Linked DNA regions of Homo sapiens: region 2 is linked to region 1. A link is a loop called in an ENCODE intact Hi-C map of the cell type or tissue named here. Cell type or tissue: K562. All regions are shown on one strand. Links, peaks and the distances in the headings refer to the core of each region. The heading gives the core; the rest is flanking DNA. Region 1 overlaps LOC102724008 (a long non-coding RNA gene). Region 2 has its middle 100 kb from the start of FOXN2.

What was found. A loop is a pair of places that touch in the nucleus more often than their neighbours do. Peaks named below come from ENCODE experiments on the same cell type or tissue, not always from the same donor. Only the 100,000 strongest peaks of a DNase experiment are listed, where the experiment ranks them.
Region 2: a loop joins it to region 1, with 2.1 times the contacts of the local background. A loop is called at or near these places in 2 of 110 quality-filtered maps.

What each region holds. Positions count from the first base shown.
Region 1 is chr2:48,260,479-48,269,093 of GRCh38, reverse strand. It overlaps LOC102724008 (a long non-coding RNA gene), which reads right to left. Exons shown (of 3, transcript XR_001739457.2): 2 at 6,116-6,198. Among named protein-coding and RNA genes, the nearest start is that of FOXN2, 50 kb to the left of the region's middle. In K562, for the core only: no CTCF peak of the experiment used is centred there; a DNase peak (open chromatin) is centred at 3,823.
Region 2 is chr2:48,208,794-48,217,408 of GRCh38, reverse strand. No RefSeq gene overlaps it. Among named protein-coding and RNA genes, the nearest start is that of FOXN2, 100 kb to the left of the region's middle. In K562, for the core only: no CTCF peak of the experiment used is centred there; no DNase peak of the experiment used is centred there.

The sequences.
Region 1 (8,615 bases), core at 202-8,201:
TAGTTCCAGGGCAAAATCAAGAAGCAGATGAAGATAACTTTCCTACCTTAACTTCCTGTTTCTTTCCCTTTCCTCACTTGGTACATTTTTTCTATCATTTTACATACTGCTTTGTCAATTGAGGGACCAAGAAAAGGGGATGTTTCTTCTCTGACCTGTTCCTTCTGCCCGCATAGAAGGGAGTCCTGGCTGTAGCAGCTGGAGGCTTGCTCCCTCTGAGCTACTAGGAGTGGGGAAGATCCATTCGGATTTCCTTCCCTGTCCCCTGAGCTCTAAGTCCTCATTAATTATGCTGTGCCTTAAGCCTCTTGGACACCAAGAGCCAGAGAAACCACCCACAGGCCTATGTCTCTGTATAATAGTGGTAAATAGCATTAGTTGAGTGCTTACCATGTACTGGGCTCGTACTAAACACTTCACATGCACTATCTGCTTAATCCTCCCAACTTGATGAAATAGGCATATTATTGCCACAGTGTGAGATCTGAGTGGAAATTTATTTTACTGTTGACCAGGCATACAGTGGAGTTTTGGCCCTAGGGGCTGGGGTTCAAGAGAGAAAGTGGGCTGGGCGTGGTGGCTCAGGACTGTAATCCCAGCACTTTGGGAGGCCAAGGCAGGTGGATCACTTGATGTCAGGAGTTCAAGACCAGCCTGGCCAACATGGTGAAACCCCATCTCTACTAAAAATACAAAAATTAACCAGGCATGGTGGCGCATGCCTGTAATCCCAGCTACTTGGGAGGCTGAGGCAGGAGAATCACTTGAACCTGGGAGGTGCAGATTGCAGTGAGCTGAGATCACACCACTGCACTCTAGCCTGGGGGACAGAGCGAAACACCGTCTCAAAAAAAAAAAAAAAAAAAAAGACAGATAAAGTGTTTTATGTTAGTTGTGTATTGCTGGGTACTCCCAAAAGTTACCTCAAGTTTAGCAGCTTAAAACAACAAACATTTATTATCTCACAGTTTCCAAGGGTAAGAAATCTAGGAGCAGCTTAGCTGAACGTTCCTGGCTTACAGTGTCTCGTGAAGTTGTAGACAAGATGTTGGCCAAGCCTGCAGTCATCTGAAGGCTTGATTGGGATGGAGGATTGGCTTCTAAGATGACAGACACTCATGGCTCTTGGCAAGAGTGGTAGCTGACTGCACTCATTGAAAAGACCTGAGTTCCTTGCTGGATGTAGGAAGACTGAAGAAGACTTCAGTTCCTTGCCTCATGGGCCTCTTCTCTAGGCCTCAAGCCATGGCAATGGGCGTCCCTGAGAAAGTGCAGTACAAGAGAAAGCAAGGCAGAAGCCACAATGTCTTTTGTAACTTAACCTTGTAATTGACATTTCATCATTTCTGCCATATTCTATCCATCACATAGACCAACTCTGACACAATGTAGGAGAGAACTACCCAAGGGCATGAATACCTGGAGGTGTAGATCATTGGGGGGCCACCTTGGGGTTGGCTACCACATCTTCTAAAGCTAAAACCACAAACTAGCTCTCTTCTATATTAAAAAACCAAGTCTTAGAGTGTCTCTTATTGGCTGGCAATATCTGGCTTTATTGATTAGATATTATATAAGTGCTGGGCTGCTTAGAAGTGTTGTCTTCCCACTCAGGTGGAATGCCCACTCAGGATTAGGGCTGTCAGTTGTCTTTACTGACAAGTGTAAGTGGGGTACCCAATTTGGGATTATTAGTTGTTATTTTAGCAGAAGTCAGGTTTGTGCCACTGTCAACCTGGCTATGTTAAGGGTTTGTGATCCTCATTTTATAGGCTTTGGGAATTTAGATATTTGCTCAAGGCAACACTGCTGTTAAGTGGAGGAAACAAGGATTGTAATACAGGCAGTGAGACTGCAGAGGCCACCCTCATAACCACTACTCTACTGCACTCTACCCTAAAACAGGCTATAGCCTCCTAATTCCTTCCAGCCACCAGCCCCAAACCCAAGAAGCAAAGGGAAGGGAAGCTAGAGAAGGAAATGGGTGCTACTCAAGAGACTCTTGAGGATGTGTATGGTAGGTCATCCTAGAAGACTGGAAGGTAAACAATTTGGAACCACCCAAGGGGTTTACCTTGCCCACTGCCTAGACAGAGCTGATTTCTCAAGACAGGGGAATTGCAATAGAGAAAGAGTAATTGACACAGAGCTCGCTGTGCGGGAGACTGGTGTTTTATTGTTACTCAAATCAGTCTCCCCGAGACTCTGGAGCAGTTTTTAAGGACAACTTGGTGGATGGGGGGAGCCGGGAGTACTGATTGGTTAGGGATGAAATCACAGGGAGTTGAAGCTGTCTTCCTGAACTGAGTCAGTTCCTGGGTGGGCCACCCAGGATCAGATGAGCCAGTTTATTGATCTGGGTAGTGCCAGCTGATCCATCAAGTGCAGGGTCTGCAAAATATCTCAAGCACTGATCTTAGGAGCAGTTTAGGGAGGGTCAGAATCTTATAGCCTCCAGTTGCGTGACTCCTAAACCATAATTTCTAATCTTGTGGCTAATGTTAGTCCTACGGAGGCAATCTAGTTCCCAGGCAAGAAGGAGGCCTGCTTTAGGAAAGGGCTGTTACCATGTCTGTTTTAAATTGTAAACTATAAACTAAGTTTCTCCCAAAGTTAGTTCAGCCTATGCCTAGGAATGATCAAGGAGAGCTTGGAGGTTAGAACCAAGATGGAATTGGTGAAGTTATACCTCTTTCACTGTCTCAGTCATATTTTGCAAAGGCAGTTTCAATATGGTTAGGTCACAAGAATGCTCCAGCATAGAGATGGAATGAGAAGGTCGACGAAAGGGATCTCCTGCTTCTGATGGGCTGATTCAGGGTCTTCATTTCCTATTATGTATGAAAGTGACATAGGAAACCTGGTTTTGGTAAAAAAATTTTGCAAGGGTACTTTTCATTGATGCTGAATAATTAACAGAATAAAAGGAAAACATATAGACACTTTCTTTGGCAAGATAAAGGGAACACAGCTATAGTCATTAATGTAAAATGTTTCCCATTTGTGTCTGGTTAATATAATCACTTTCAGGAATACATGCAAGAGAATCACGGGCTCTGAAGTGAATCTAGCAGACTCTAAAACATGTTTCCACTGGATGTTTCTCTTAGGGCTCACTCTGCCCTACCTTCCTTTTCCAAAAACAAAATAGAAAGTAGCTATTCCTTTTGGGAAATGGAAAGTGATGCTTGCCCTGAAGATACCGTGGAGGCTGACCCAGGCACTGTGGCTGATGTATGTGCATTATGCAAGTATTTTGTTAGAGATGATGCCACATTAAGAAGCGCATACGTATCTTCCTCTTCTGTGACGCCTTCTCCGATTTTGCCATGGTGATCCAGGTACTCTCTCTTCCTGTTTTACCCACATTGAAGTTTGGATTAAGGGTAAGAAAGGAAAGGTCACGTTAAAACATGGAGCATTTGGAGTTGAGGAGGTTTGCATTGCTCTAAGGATTGTTGGGGAACTCTCAGACTTCCCAGTTAAACTTTCAAGTTCTTGGTTCTCATTTTTCTTCAAGAGTGAATGTAGGGTGGGATATACTCCCTTCTTGCTGTGCACCAAAATAAATACACTGACCCTTTCCATTTTAAGGGCTTCGTTTGGGACTAATTATCATGGAAAAACAGAAGGTAATAACAAAAATAACAACATGGGGAAGTACAAAGTCTCCAAAAAAACCTGACATGGTGTTCAACTTTATCCTTATCTGTTACCCAGAAATGTAGATATCTTCTCTTCTGCTGTCAAGGGCAAGGCTGTCATCAGAACTTCTCCTTTCTGAACCTTTTCTCTCCCTTATCTTGTTCCCACAGACCCCCTTCTCCTTCTCTGAGGGCCTCTTTGAAGATGTGTAAGAGCAGTTTGGGGGTGGACACATAAGCATCCGCATGCCCCCAGAAAGAATCATTTACTGTCAGAGTCATTAAAAAAAAAAATTCTCTTCATCTCTCTCAATGCCTCCCTTGTGCCTCTAAATTTTTTTTTTTTTTTTTTTGCAGTAGAGCTGAACGCAAAAAAACTGTGGCTGGGGAAAAAGGACATGGGGATGAGGCAAAGATGGGGGCTATGAGTAGGCACCAAAGGCAAACTATACCTACTTGGCCATTTTGCTGAGGGCCTTTGGTGGTCAGTCTGAGTGGGGTGCCCTGGACATCATTTCTAGGTGAAACATTTAATAGGCTGCACTAGGTGTGTATTCTCTATAAATGTAGATCTGGACACTGTAGATGTTAGTGTGCAAATGAGGAACCCAGCCTGGTATAACCTGGAAGCCAGTGCCAGTGACACCACAACTTGATAATATCACACAAGCAGAAATCTTAGCAGTCTTGGTTTGCTAAATGAGAATAAAACATACTAGTCATTTCTAATAGGAGAAGAGAGAGTATATCCAAAGTCAGCTTTTAAAAATGTCTCTGGCTGGGTGCGGTGGCTCACACCTTTAATCCCTGCAATTTGGGAGGCCAAGGTGGGCGGATCATGAGGTCAGGAGGTTGAGACCAAACTGGCCAACATGGTGAAACCCCGTCTCTACTAAAAATACAAAAATTAGCTGGGCATGGTGGTGCGTGCCTGTAATCCCAGCTACTCGGGAGGCTGAGGCAGGAGAATCGCTTGAACCAGGCCATCGGAGGTTGCGGTGAGCCGAGATGGCGCCACTGCACTGCAGCCTGGTGACAGAGCGAGACTCCATCTCAAAAAATAAAAATAAAAATAAATTTCCAACTGTTAGTGTGCTTAATGCATTTGGCAAGAAAAGGTGAACTCTAAGTTGGAGAATGTGGCTGATGATGCTAAATTGTTTGGAGACATTAAAAAAAAAACAAAACAAAACATGGAAAGATTCTGAGAAACTCCAGATGGACTCGAACATGTTGACAGAGGCAGCAAGCAGCCATATGACAGGTTAAGTCTCACTTGAGTCTTCATAATTTTTAAAAGTAAGTGAAATTCTCAGAAAAGCTAAACTTACTGAAAGAAGGAAAGAACTGTAGAATTCATAATAATCTGTCCAGGGGTTGAAGAACTGTTTACGAGTATGGATCAGCCCAAGGGTAAAATGGGAACAATTGACTTGTTGCCCCGTCCAAGATAGCTGGGCGTTCTGCTCCTATCCAGCCATATAGAATTGCTTATGGTTCCCTGAATACACCATGCTGGGACCCCTCCCTCCCAACCCTACCATTCTTATTACTTTCCATCTGTGACAATTATCACAGTTCGTAATTAGATATTTGTCTGATAATTTGATTGTCTGATTTTGTCATTCTGCAAACTTCAAGAACAGGGACTTCGTTCTGTTCAGAATTGTATCCCTGGCCAGGCATGGTGGCTCATGCCTGTAATCCAAACACTTTGGGAGTTCAAGGCAGGTGGATTGCTTGAGACCAGGAACTCAACACCAGCCTGGGCAACATAGTGAGACCTTGTCTCTACAAAAAAAATTTAAAAATTAGAAAAAATTAGCCCAGTGTGGTAGTGTGCACCTGTAGTCCCAGCTACTCAGGAAGCTGAGGTGAGAGGATTGCTTAACCCCAGGAGGTAGAGGCTGCAGTGAGCTGTGATTGTACCACTGTACTCCAGCCTGGACAACAGAGTGAGACCCTGTCTCTACAACAACAACAAAAGAATTGTATTCCCAATGACTACCTAGTGCAAGCTCTTAATAAATATGTTTAAACAGATGAAGAAATGAACCTTTGCCCATGTTTTTGTCCCTCTTCTTGGAATATTTTGCCTCTTCCTATTTGGCTGGTAAACTCGTATTTATGTTTTTCAAAACTCAGCTTGTGTCACCGCTCTGAAACACTGCTCCTGCAGAGGAAATTACAGCCTCTTTTCTCTCTATGTCTTCTAAGCATCTGGACTGCTACACTCTTAACACTGTACTGCAGTTGTTTGTTTATGTGATTCTCTTGACAATTCGCCTATGAGCTCCTTGAGGTCAGGGACTGGATCTTATTTATCTTTTTATTCCCAGTACCCAAGTGGTATTCAGTAGGTGCTTATAGATATAATCAATGAACTTTATATTTTCTAGCCATCTCCTCCAAGGAGAAGTCCATTTAGGGGCAGCACTGAACTAAAGAGGAGGAAGGTCAAACTAACGTACCTGCCCAGGGCCAGGCTAATTTGAAGGCGATAGTCCACTCCACTGAACAGCAGAAAAACTCAGGAATTGGTGGCATCAGGTACCTGGAAGACAGAGGCTAGGTGAAGGAGTGAAAATAGGGAGTAAGAGTGTGTAAGAAGCCCCTAGATGTCTAGGTTCCCACCCACTCTACAAAATAGGAAGATGGGTTTATGGAAAAGCTAAGCTAGAAAGTCTTAGGAAATCAGGTACCACACAGAGGAGAGCTGGCAGTGAGGTGCTAGAGTCTGAAAAGAGGAAAGTAAGAGCCTCCATGCCCTTCTCTGCCAGGTTTAGCGGCACTACCTCTTTCCCCTCCACTCATAGAGACGGGGTGATCCTTCTCTGGAGAAATCGAATACCACCGGAGAAGAGACCTACTTATATTAATTGTAGGGATACCAAATGAAAAAGTTTGCTGGCCATCTGTTTATAATCTAGTAAAGGCCATCAGAAGACAGGGCCACCAACATATAAATAGCTTCCAAACATCTTTCAAATGCCTTGTTTTATTTAATATAATTTGTTAACCCAAAAGTATCTGAGACAGATCTCAATCAATTTCAAAAGTTTATTTTCCCAAGGTTAAAGATGTGCCCCTGACACAGCCTTAGGAGGTCCAGATGATATGTGCCCAAGGTGGGCAGGGCACAGCTTGGTTTTATACATTTTAGAGAGACATGAGACATCAATGAATATGTGTAAGATGTACATTGTTTTGATCCAGAAAGGCAGAACAACTCAAAGGGGAAGAAGAAGCTTCCAGGTCTTAGATAGATAAAAGACAAAAGTTTGCATTCTTTTGAGTTTCTGATTAGCCTTTCACTGAATATACAATTTACATGTGAGAATAGAGTAGAGGAGTAGACACTTATGTCAGTCCGCCTTAGTGAAACAATAGGGCAGAGTAAGCAGTCAGATAGGCAGTTGTCTCAGGTGAACAGACGGATGACTTTGAGTTCTGTCTATCCTTTATCCACAAGGAATTTCCTTGTGAGCAAATTGTGAAGGAGGTATGTAGTTAAAAAACAAACAAACAAACAAAAAAAAACTCTTTGTAGCTATCTTATTTAGTAATAAAATGGGAGGCAGGTTTGTCTTATACAGTTTCCAGCTTGACTTTTCCCTTTGGCTTAGTGATTTCAGGGGTCCTGAGATTTATTTTCATTTCACAAAATGAATAGAAAAGATACACAAAAATCACGGGAGATGTGATTAAATCCCCCAATAACGTAGGTGGAAGCCAGCAGAATAAAAACAAAAATTCAGAGGAAGACAAAAGGCTTTCAAAGAGAAAAAAAAAATCATTCCAAAGGATTGGAGTAAAAGAATACTACCGGACTTCTCAACAACATTAAGAGCTGGAAGCTAATGGAATAATGCCATTGAAAATCTTAGTAAAAATGATTTTTAACCTAGAATTCTATACTCACCCACCAAAACAAACCTTTGATTATGGGTGAGGATAGGATATACACATTTTTATAAAAGTAACATCACACAAAGACGTTCTTTTCACATATCCTTTCTCAGGAAACTACTGGATGATTTGTTCCACCAAATGATGAAATAAACCAAGAAAGATCCAAGGAACAGGGGATTACACACAGGAGTCAGGTGAAGGGCATCTCCAGAATGATGACCAAAGGAAGTCCCTGAAGACCAACAGATAAGACTAGGCCAGGTGGCAAGCCCAGAAAATAACCTGTGTGAATTAGGTGGGACTGGGGGCTCCAGGAAGGATGGTGCCAGGAGGAAGAAAATGGAACTACTATTAGATTATCTAAGAGGTTGGTCATGTGAAAGTTTTTGTTGAGAAGCATTTTACACAGCTGTTGGTTTATTGTGGGAACACTTACAATTGGTTCAATGAAATCTAAGCAAATGGAAAAACGTAAGCAATTGCCAACTTCAAAATAAATTAAAAGATATGCAAGAAAAAATGTAATCTCAACACTTTTCTTGATTCATCAGAAAACAATATTTACAGTCATATTAATTGAACTGAATATGGATTTTACCAAAAGATGTGATACAATTACGTTGGGAGAATGGGAGAATGGGAGAAGGGGCAGAGGAAGAGTAGCAGCGCTAATAGCCTCACCACCAACAAAATGAAATCAATAGATAATATCTAACTTGATGAATAGAGAGAGAATCACAAATCCAGGAATTGGAGGCAAAGAGAAACAGCTAATACAGCTGAAAGTGATTGTCTCTGGATAATGGAATGTTGGGGGTGGGATAGAGCTGCGTGAAAATACGGCTGTTTTTTGTTACAAGCCTTTTGAACTACTTGACATTTTAAGCTATGTACATATATTGCTTTGATAAGTAAAAATTAGTTTTAAAAGAGCTATCATATTAAAAGGATGGCAGATTATTAGCCTGCTACATTGCTCATGTGTCTCATGGCTGTGCTCTTCTGCATGTAGGATGGAGGATGTGGTCAGAGAAAGAGTCAGGGACAGGTTATGAAGTG
Region 2 (8,615 bases), core at 397-8,396, 52 kb after region 1:
TTATTGAATTCATTAATATTTTATTGAATGACTTCTGGGTTTTATGTAATACTTAGAAAGGGCTTCCCCACTCTGAGATCACAAAAAGTTATCCTACAGATTCTTCTAATGCCTTTACAGATTTTTAAAAAATATTTAAAACTTCATACAGAATTCATTCTAGATATAGAATTTGTTTCCAACTTATTTTTTTGGCAGATGGCTACCCAGTTTCCCCAATAGCATTTATTGAATAATCTATTTCATACCACATTATTTTGCCCATGATTTGAATTGCCCCTTTAATCATATTCTAGATTTCTATGAGGATTGGGGTTTAATTCTGAACTTTCTCTCTGACTACTATGTCTATCTTTTCATGTACCAATACCACACTGTTTTTTTTTTGTTTTTTGTTTTTTGTTTTTTGAGATGGAGTCTCACTCTGTCACCCAGGCTGGAGTGCACTGGCCCAATCTCTGCTCACTGCAAGCTCCACCTCCTGGCTTCACGCCATTCTTCTTCCTCAGCCTCCCGAGTAGCTGGGGCTACAGGTGCCCATCATCACACCTGGCTAATTTTTTGTATTTTTAGTAGAGATGGGGTTTCACCATGTTAGCCAGGAGGGTCTCGATCTCGTGATCCACCCTCCTCGGCCTCCCGAAGTGCTGGGATTACAGGCCTGAGCCACCGTGCCCAGACTGTTTTAATTATAGTAGCTTTAAAAGGCAGTTCTGGTGCCAGTGATCCATGGAGCATACTTTGAGAAACACTGTTTTAGGAACTAGTACAGTATCAGTCCTGTGCAGAATAGCATTAATATAGTGAACAGTATTTGGAAAAAATGAAGATGTCATGATTCAAAAGGATCCATCTGTTTCACAAATCTGAGGCAACTCCTACATCTTGACAGCAGCAAGAGATATGTAAGGATAATGGATTATATCCTCCTTGGCCCTACTTTCCAAGTCAATTGTGTTGACTATTTATACAGACCAGAATCTACAGTTGAGTATTTGGCTGTGGTAGTGGCTATAAAGCACCTCTGGCATGACTGACCAAATTTTGACAGTTTCAGAGAGAATATAGAGAAGACGACAGATGCTTGCTTTTGTAAATCTTCATATTTTTCTATTAACAAGTATAAACCTATTCAGACATTTTTGGGAGCAATTTTCATCAGTTGTTAGCTTTGTTTATTTGTATAACTCCAGTTAATATAAGAAGTACATGTATGTGGTAGAAATTATGTATTAAGTCCACATGCACAGATTAATAGGTTCATGGACCCTTTGAAATAGTAAACAACTGAAATAGATTTAAAAAATACTCATATACTTCTACTGAAACAGATTGTACACATAATCAATTTACTTGTTTATTCAACATGTGTTAATTGAGCTCTTATTATGCTTCCAAGAACTCTGATAAGTGCTGGGAATGCAGTAGGTAGCAATACCAGGAATAAATGATTAATGCACATGAAAGTACTTGTATTAGTTTCCTAAGATAGCCATAACAAAGCACCACAAACTAATTGGCTTTAAAAAATAGAAATATATTCTCTTACAGTTCTGGAAGCTAGAAGTCCAAAATCAAGTTGTCAGAAGGGCCATGCTCCCTCTGAAGGATCCAGGGGAGAAGCCTTCTTTGCCTCTGTCTAGTTTCTAGTGGTTGTCTGCAATCTTTGGCTTTCCTCGGCTTATAGCTGCGTTGTCCCATTCTCTGCCTCCATCTTCGTATGGCTGTTTCTCTTCCCAGCCTTCTTTCAAGGACACCAGTCATTGGACTGAGGGCACACACTAATCTAGTAACACCTCATCTTAAATTAATTACATCTGCAAAGACCTTGTCTCCAAATAACGTCACGTTTACAGTTATTAGGGGTTAGGACTTCAACATATCCTTTTGGGGGACATGATGCAACCTACAACAGCACTTATCAAAATATGAGGCTGAAAAAATATGTTAATCAGAATGCATTAGCTGTGTTCTTAGCAAGTTCATTTTAAAATGTAATTTTAAAACAGTTGGCTAAATAAGTATTTAATTGAGTCAAATGGGAATGGAGACAATTGGAATAAGAGATGGTAGAGTCATCAAATTTATTGGACCCACCACTGACCCAGATTATAGTAGCACTGTGCACAGAAACTGCATTACATGAGTTGGTGGCTTGGGTTTTCAGGAGTAGTAGAAAAGTTTGGGGCCCCCAGGAGAGAAAGACGCCTGCTGGAAGGGGATCTGAAACTGTCTTTGGAAAATTGTGACTGAGACAGTGAACGAGATCTAACTTAACCAACTCCATCTTGCTTCTAACCTCCAAGCTGTCCTTGTTCATTCCTGGGTGTAAGCTGAACTAACTTTGGGAGAAACTTAGTTTATAGTTTATAGTTTAAAACAAAGGTGGTAACAGCCCTTTCCTAAAGCAAACCTCCTTCTTGCCTGGGGACTAGATTGCCTCTGTAGGACTAACATTAGCCACAAGATTAGAAATTATGGTTTCGGAGTCATGCAACTGGAGGCTACAAGATTCTGACCCTCCCTAAACTGCTCCACAGTCATTGCTTGAGATATTTTGCAGACCCTGCACTTGATGGATCAGCTGGCCCCACCCAGATCAATTAACTGGCTCATCTGATCTTGTGGCCCCCACCCAGGAACTGACTCAGTGCAAGAAAGCAGTTTTAACTCCCTGTGATTTCATTCCTGACCAATCAGCACTCCCCACTCATTGGCTTCCCCCCAACCCCCCCACCCACCAAGTTGTCCTTAAAAAGTCTGCTTCCTGAATGCTCAGGGAGAGTGATTTGAGTAATAAAACTCTGGTCTCCAGCACAGCTGGCTCTGCATGAATTACTCTTTCTCTATTGCGATTCCCTTGTCTTGAGAAATCAGCTCTATCTAGGCAGCGGGCAAGGTGAACCATTGGGTGGTTACAGATCTGGGATAGTGGCAACGGGAAACTTCATGTTTCAAGGAGGGCCTATTGTGACTAAGGCATACTACCACTTTTCTGTGGAGAAGACACGAACCCGGTCTGCTTTTTCCCTTGGAAGAGGTAGTAGAAACTAAAATATACCTCCCTCTGCTGCCCTGTTCCACTGTGACTGCAGAAAAAGAAACTACTCAGCTTTTCTCCCTTCTCTGCCCTTGAGAAACTTGGCCTTAGCCAACCTTCCCTAATGGGTGATCTGTTTTAAGCCAGGAACATGATTCTCAAAACGTATCTCTATGTCTTCGGTTTCTTACTAGGCTATCCCTTTTCCAGAGCCAATATTTTCATACAGATGGCAAAATGACTAGTTAGGATTCCATTTTATTGTATCTATTAACATTATTTTAAAAGTATAGTAACAGATTTAGAGTCAGGAGCTCCAGGTGGAGCCCATATTTCCCTACTGTGACATGAAAAGCTGTTACAGAAGTTTTATCTGGCAGTAGATTAAAATTTTTTTTTATTTTTATTTTTTGTGCTACATAGAAAGCTGGTCTGCAGCTAACCAGTGAAGTTGATTTAGTTTGCTTTCACCTGCACACAGCTGGTTTCTTTCCCCACTGCTCCTAAGCGGCTTAATATTCCATCTGTCTTCCCCCTCCAGCCCATGAAAACCCACTCGCAGAAAAGCATTTGATAATCTCATTTACACAGTTGTGTTAATGGTTGACAAATGGTAAAAGATAGTTAGTGGGATGCAGCTGGAAGTAAACTTGAGTAGGAACCGAAGGCCTGGCTCATTTGGATCCTACAAGAGACAGCCCCCAACTATGCTGGTGCAGCTTATGATGGTTTGACCTATGGTTTTGAACTTTACCATGATGCAAAAGTGATATGCATTCATGAGGCTCTTCAACTTATAATGGGGCCACATTTGTATAAACTCATCGTAAGTTGAAAATATCATAAGTTGATAACGCACTTTATCAGGTTCTCTCTTATTCCTAAGAACACATCTTTTCAAGGATTAAGTTAGGCCCTTTGCAAGGTGCTACTCCCCCTCTTCCATCCAGCCTCTACCATGGTCACTTTAATGCTATCATAAGTATTTTTTTAAGATTATCTGATCATCTTTCACTAAATTGGAGTCCTCCAAGAAAGAGAACTATGTATTTCATCATTGGTTTATTTGTTCATTCATTTATTTGTGTATCACTATAAGATTGATAGTCAACATTGAATTCTTCCTATATGGCAGGAAAGGTACTAAGATTTTCCCATATTATCTAATTTAATTATCCCAACACCTCTGTAATGTAGCTACTATTTCTATCTCATTTTTCACATGAGGAGACTAAGGCACATATATTTACTGTCCAGTCACATGGCCAGGAAATGGGAGAGTCGTGTTTCTATGGTTTGCCCACATATGTGCTAAGTAATCACTGAGTGGTATAAAAAATATACAAATGATACTTTTACACCTTCAGGAACTTAACACTTAGCTGGACACATAAGACATAAAGCAATTAAGGAGACTGATGGGGCAGCCTGAGGTTAAATATTAAGGTAAATATAATTGGGCAAAGGAAACAAGTGTAGGCTGCACCAGTAAAAGAACTAGGTACCAAAGAACAAAACGGGTTTGCAAAGGTACAGTATTCAGACCTCTGAGTGGTGGGGATGGGGAGGGAGCTAGACCTGTCACATGTGAACTCAGCAGATAGAGAAGGGAGACCATGCCTGCACAGCCAGAACATAGTGGCAGGACATAAGGCCTAGTCAGATTTGGGCAGGCCTTGAGTATTTGGGAGAAAAGGTTAGACTCTTCTATCAAACAGTCCAGGGGAAACTGAACATTTTTAAGTGAGTGTGACTTAATCTAAACTGTGCCTTAAGAGAATTAAGAAGTGTGAAGGAAAGAAGGTAGGCATTTAGAAAAGTAGTCAGGACATTCCTTGAGCAGTCTAGGAATGAAATAAGATTCTGAACTAAGCAAATGACAGTATAAAGTTCTTTCTAAGCTAGGAAGAAATGAGGATGAGATATTCCAAAGGAAGAGCTGATAGAACTTTGGGATTGACTAGGTTATAAGTGATGAGGAAGAAGATGGGATTTAAAGATGACTCCTAGGATCTGAACTGATGAGACAAGGAAAATGGTGGCAAAAAACCTGAAAAGTTAGGGGAGGAAGATGCATATAGTGTTAGACATTTTAAACTTAACGATTGAAGATATCTGGTTGAAATGTCCAAATGGAGCAGGAAATTTGTGATGATAGCTAGGAAGAGGGATTTGGATTGGAAAAGCAAAGTTGCCTGTCACCTGTGGAATAAACATGCCAGTGCCAGAACATGGGTGAACAGAGACTGCTGCTTAGCATTGAGACGGCTCCCCATAGATAACTTACGTCTCTGCACATCTCATGAGTGAGGTACTGACTGTCCTTCATTCAAGACTACCTTTTCAAGGATGTTTGTGATACAAATAGCCTCGGAAGATGGAGATAATACCCCCATCTAGAGAAAAAGCCAGCCATGCGTACTGTCTAATATAATAAAGAGAGTATCTCCTTCCAGAGCAAAGAGCAGGCATGTTTACTGCCCCTTATAAAAGATTTAGCTTCCCTAAGCTCAGAGCTCCTCTACTGTAACACAACCCGTAGCTTCTGCAGGCATTTGAGCTCACTGGCATTGTCCGCATGGGACTAGGGAGCAAGGGCAACTGATGCAAATAAGCTAACGTTCATGCTACTTGCTGTGCCGAGGGTCGCTGACCCAGGAATCTCATGTCTTTTGCCAGCATCAAGGAAACCATGTCAGAATAATTTTTTAGCTTGTATGGTAAAACCTTAGACCCCACTACAGTTCTTAATGGCTAGGTGAGGAGCTGGGATAAAAGGTACAACTAGACAGGGTTTGGGTTCTCAGATGACTCTTGTCAAGGGTGGACAATAATGAGAATAGAAAAATGTAGACACATAAGAGATTGGAGCATTGTACCAAAGAGCTCAATCATGAGGCCTACCCAGTCCCCTCCAAAGAGAAACTACCCCATCTACAGTTCTCCTGCTGAGGGAAGACGTCTGAAAGTGATGTTCTCCACTATATAATCTGTCAATCTGATTGGCCCATATAATCCTTTTGGTCAACACTTTTCCCACTGGGCTGCCCCATAGGTAAGGTCTAGCCCATGAATTGGCTGCCTTTGGAATAAGTACCTCCTTCTTATCTAAACACCATGGCCAGAGAGGTCACAAAGCATCTTGGACCCTTAGCCTTAGAAGCAGGCTGGGAGGAAGTGGGAACCAAGCAAGGACAGACCAGGGGAGTCTGGCCCAGCTGTAGGAGGATACCCAAGAAGGATATGCAGCACCAGGGGCATGATAAACTCAAGCTTGATTCTGTGTGAATAACAGGGGCCAATCAATCCTGTGAATGGAGGCCTTAAAGCAGGAATTGCAGGAGATATGCAAAGTGAGGCAGGCTGGGGCACTGCTGTCCTAAGAAGACAAGAACAGTTAGACTCTGACCAGGTTGGTATTGTGTTGTATTATTATAAACAGACAGGAGTGAATTCAGTTCAAGTCAGTTCATCCAACACTTATTAAGTCCCTACTATATGCTAGGGACTGTGAGTTACTGGGGGAAATGACAATATGAGGCATGGATCCTAATCTCAAGAATCTAAAGGGGGTGGAAAAACAAACACATAAGCAAAGAAATATGATAAAGCATAATACATGTAATAATAAAGGCATGCATAAGACACAGAGATGAGGAAGTCATTGAGTTTTGGGGGGGACAGAGGGAAGTAGCCAGAGAAAGATGGCTGAGGAACAGACTCCTGTAGAGCATCTTGGAAGATGAAGGAGATGAATGGAGCTTTTCTCAGGAGAATGGAGAACATGGAGGGCATGGCTCAGCCCAAGGTTTGGGGGAAAGAGGGAGAGTATAGCAGGAATTAAGCAGGTTACAGAGCCCTGGCCAAGCAGTCCAGTATTCAGGACCAGACCTCAAGATGAGCAGATAACTGATTTATTAAAGAGGAAACTGTGGCAGAACCCAGGCATATGACAGAGTGGAGAGGAATGAAGAATAACAAGGCCTGAGTGGCCATGAAGGTGCCATGGTTTAGCATTAGTGCATGGGGTGACAAGCCTCTGGTGTGCAGCTCATTTAAGATCTTCACAGGCAGGGTGCGGTGGCTCATGCCTGTAATCCCAGCCCTTTGGGAGGCCAAGGTGGGTGGATCACCTGAGGTCGGGAGTTCAAGACCAGCCTGGCCAACATAGTGAAACTCCATCTCTACTAAAAATACAAAAATTAGCTGGGTGTGATGGCGCATACCTGTAATCCCAGCTACTCGGGAAGCTGAGGCAGGAGAATCACTTAAACCCAGGAGGTGGAGGTTGCAGTGACAGAGCGAGACTCTGTCTCAAAAAAAAAAAAAAAAAAAAAAAAGACCTTCCCAGGTGGAGAACCTGATTTTGAAAGCATTTACCACCTGCTCAAGATGGGCTTTGAGGAAGAAAGACCAGACCTCCTGGGGCACCTATCCCCCCAGATGCTTTAGCTACATGAGGCTTCATCTACTCCTTCATGAACTCTGCCATGTTCAGGCTCTTGGCTCTCTTCTGGATTATTAAAATAGCTTTCTAATTGGCTTTTCTGTCACCTAACACAAACTTCTCTGATCTGTCTTCCAGACAGCCCTCAGAGTGCTTTTTCTAAAAAGCAAATCTGATGATGTCACTTTCCTGTCTGAGATCCTTCAGCAGCTCCTATTGTCTGCCAGGATGCCCCTGCTCTTTAGCAAGGCCCCTTACAGTCCTTACAGTGTGGCCCTGCCAAGGCAGATGTTTTAGATAATGAAGCTGAAATGTCTGGGCTCTTCAAATTCAGGGACTGGAAGGAAACCTGGTGATGTGTTTATGTGGGCATTTTGTATTTAGTTTTGTAAAGAGGGTCCCCAAGTTGTCAAAGCTTCTCTCCAGTCTCATCTTATGATAATGTTCTCTCTCTCACACTCCCACCAGCCCAAGGTTCTCTGGAAAGTTGCCCATGACACTGTGTTGTTCAGCACCCAGGCATTTCTCCTGGGGGAAAGGATTTCCTCATCCTCCCATGTTCCCCAAAAGCTCACAATCTCCTCCTCCATGCTACCCTGTACTGTGAGTATACTGCCCAATTCCTGCTTACATCACAGATCTCTGTTTATATATCTGCCCCTACTGAACTGGGACCTCCCCTCACCCAGGTATTCAGCACAAAAGCAGTGCCTGTGGTAAAAAGGAGGAGTCAAAAAATTTTTTTTGTTAAACTAACCTGGAATGAAATGCCACTGCAGCCTCTTATAATTCATAGCATGTCTACAGCAAATGGTGACTAACTTGTGTCATGGAATAAGTAAAGCATTTAAAATATCTTATCTTAGAGAACATGATAATGAGAAGGTGGTGTTAGGTTGAGTGGCATGAAATTGCCAATATTTAACCATCATTGGTGTATTAAAAACAGCAATTTTATTTAGTTCTACCTAATAGATTTAAACCAGGTCAGTCTGACTCCAAGGTCAGTATTGTTTCCCATAGGGAGGAAGAGTTAATCCTGACTAGCTGAAGTAAAGTGATGGCAAGAGCCTGGGAGGGTGAAGTCTGGATGGGTAGCAGGGCACACCTGCAGGGTGATGCATCAGG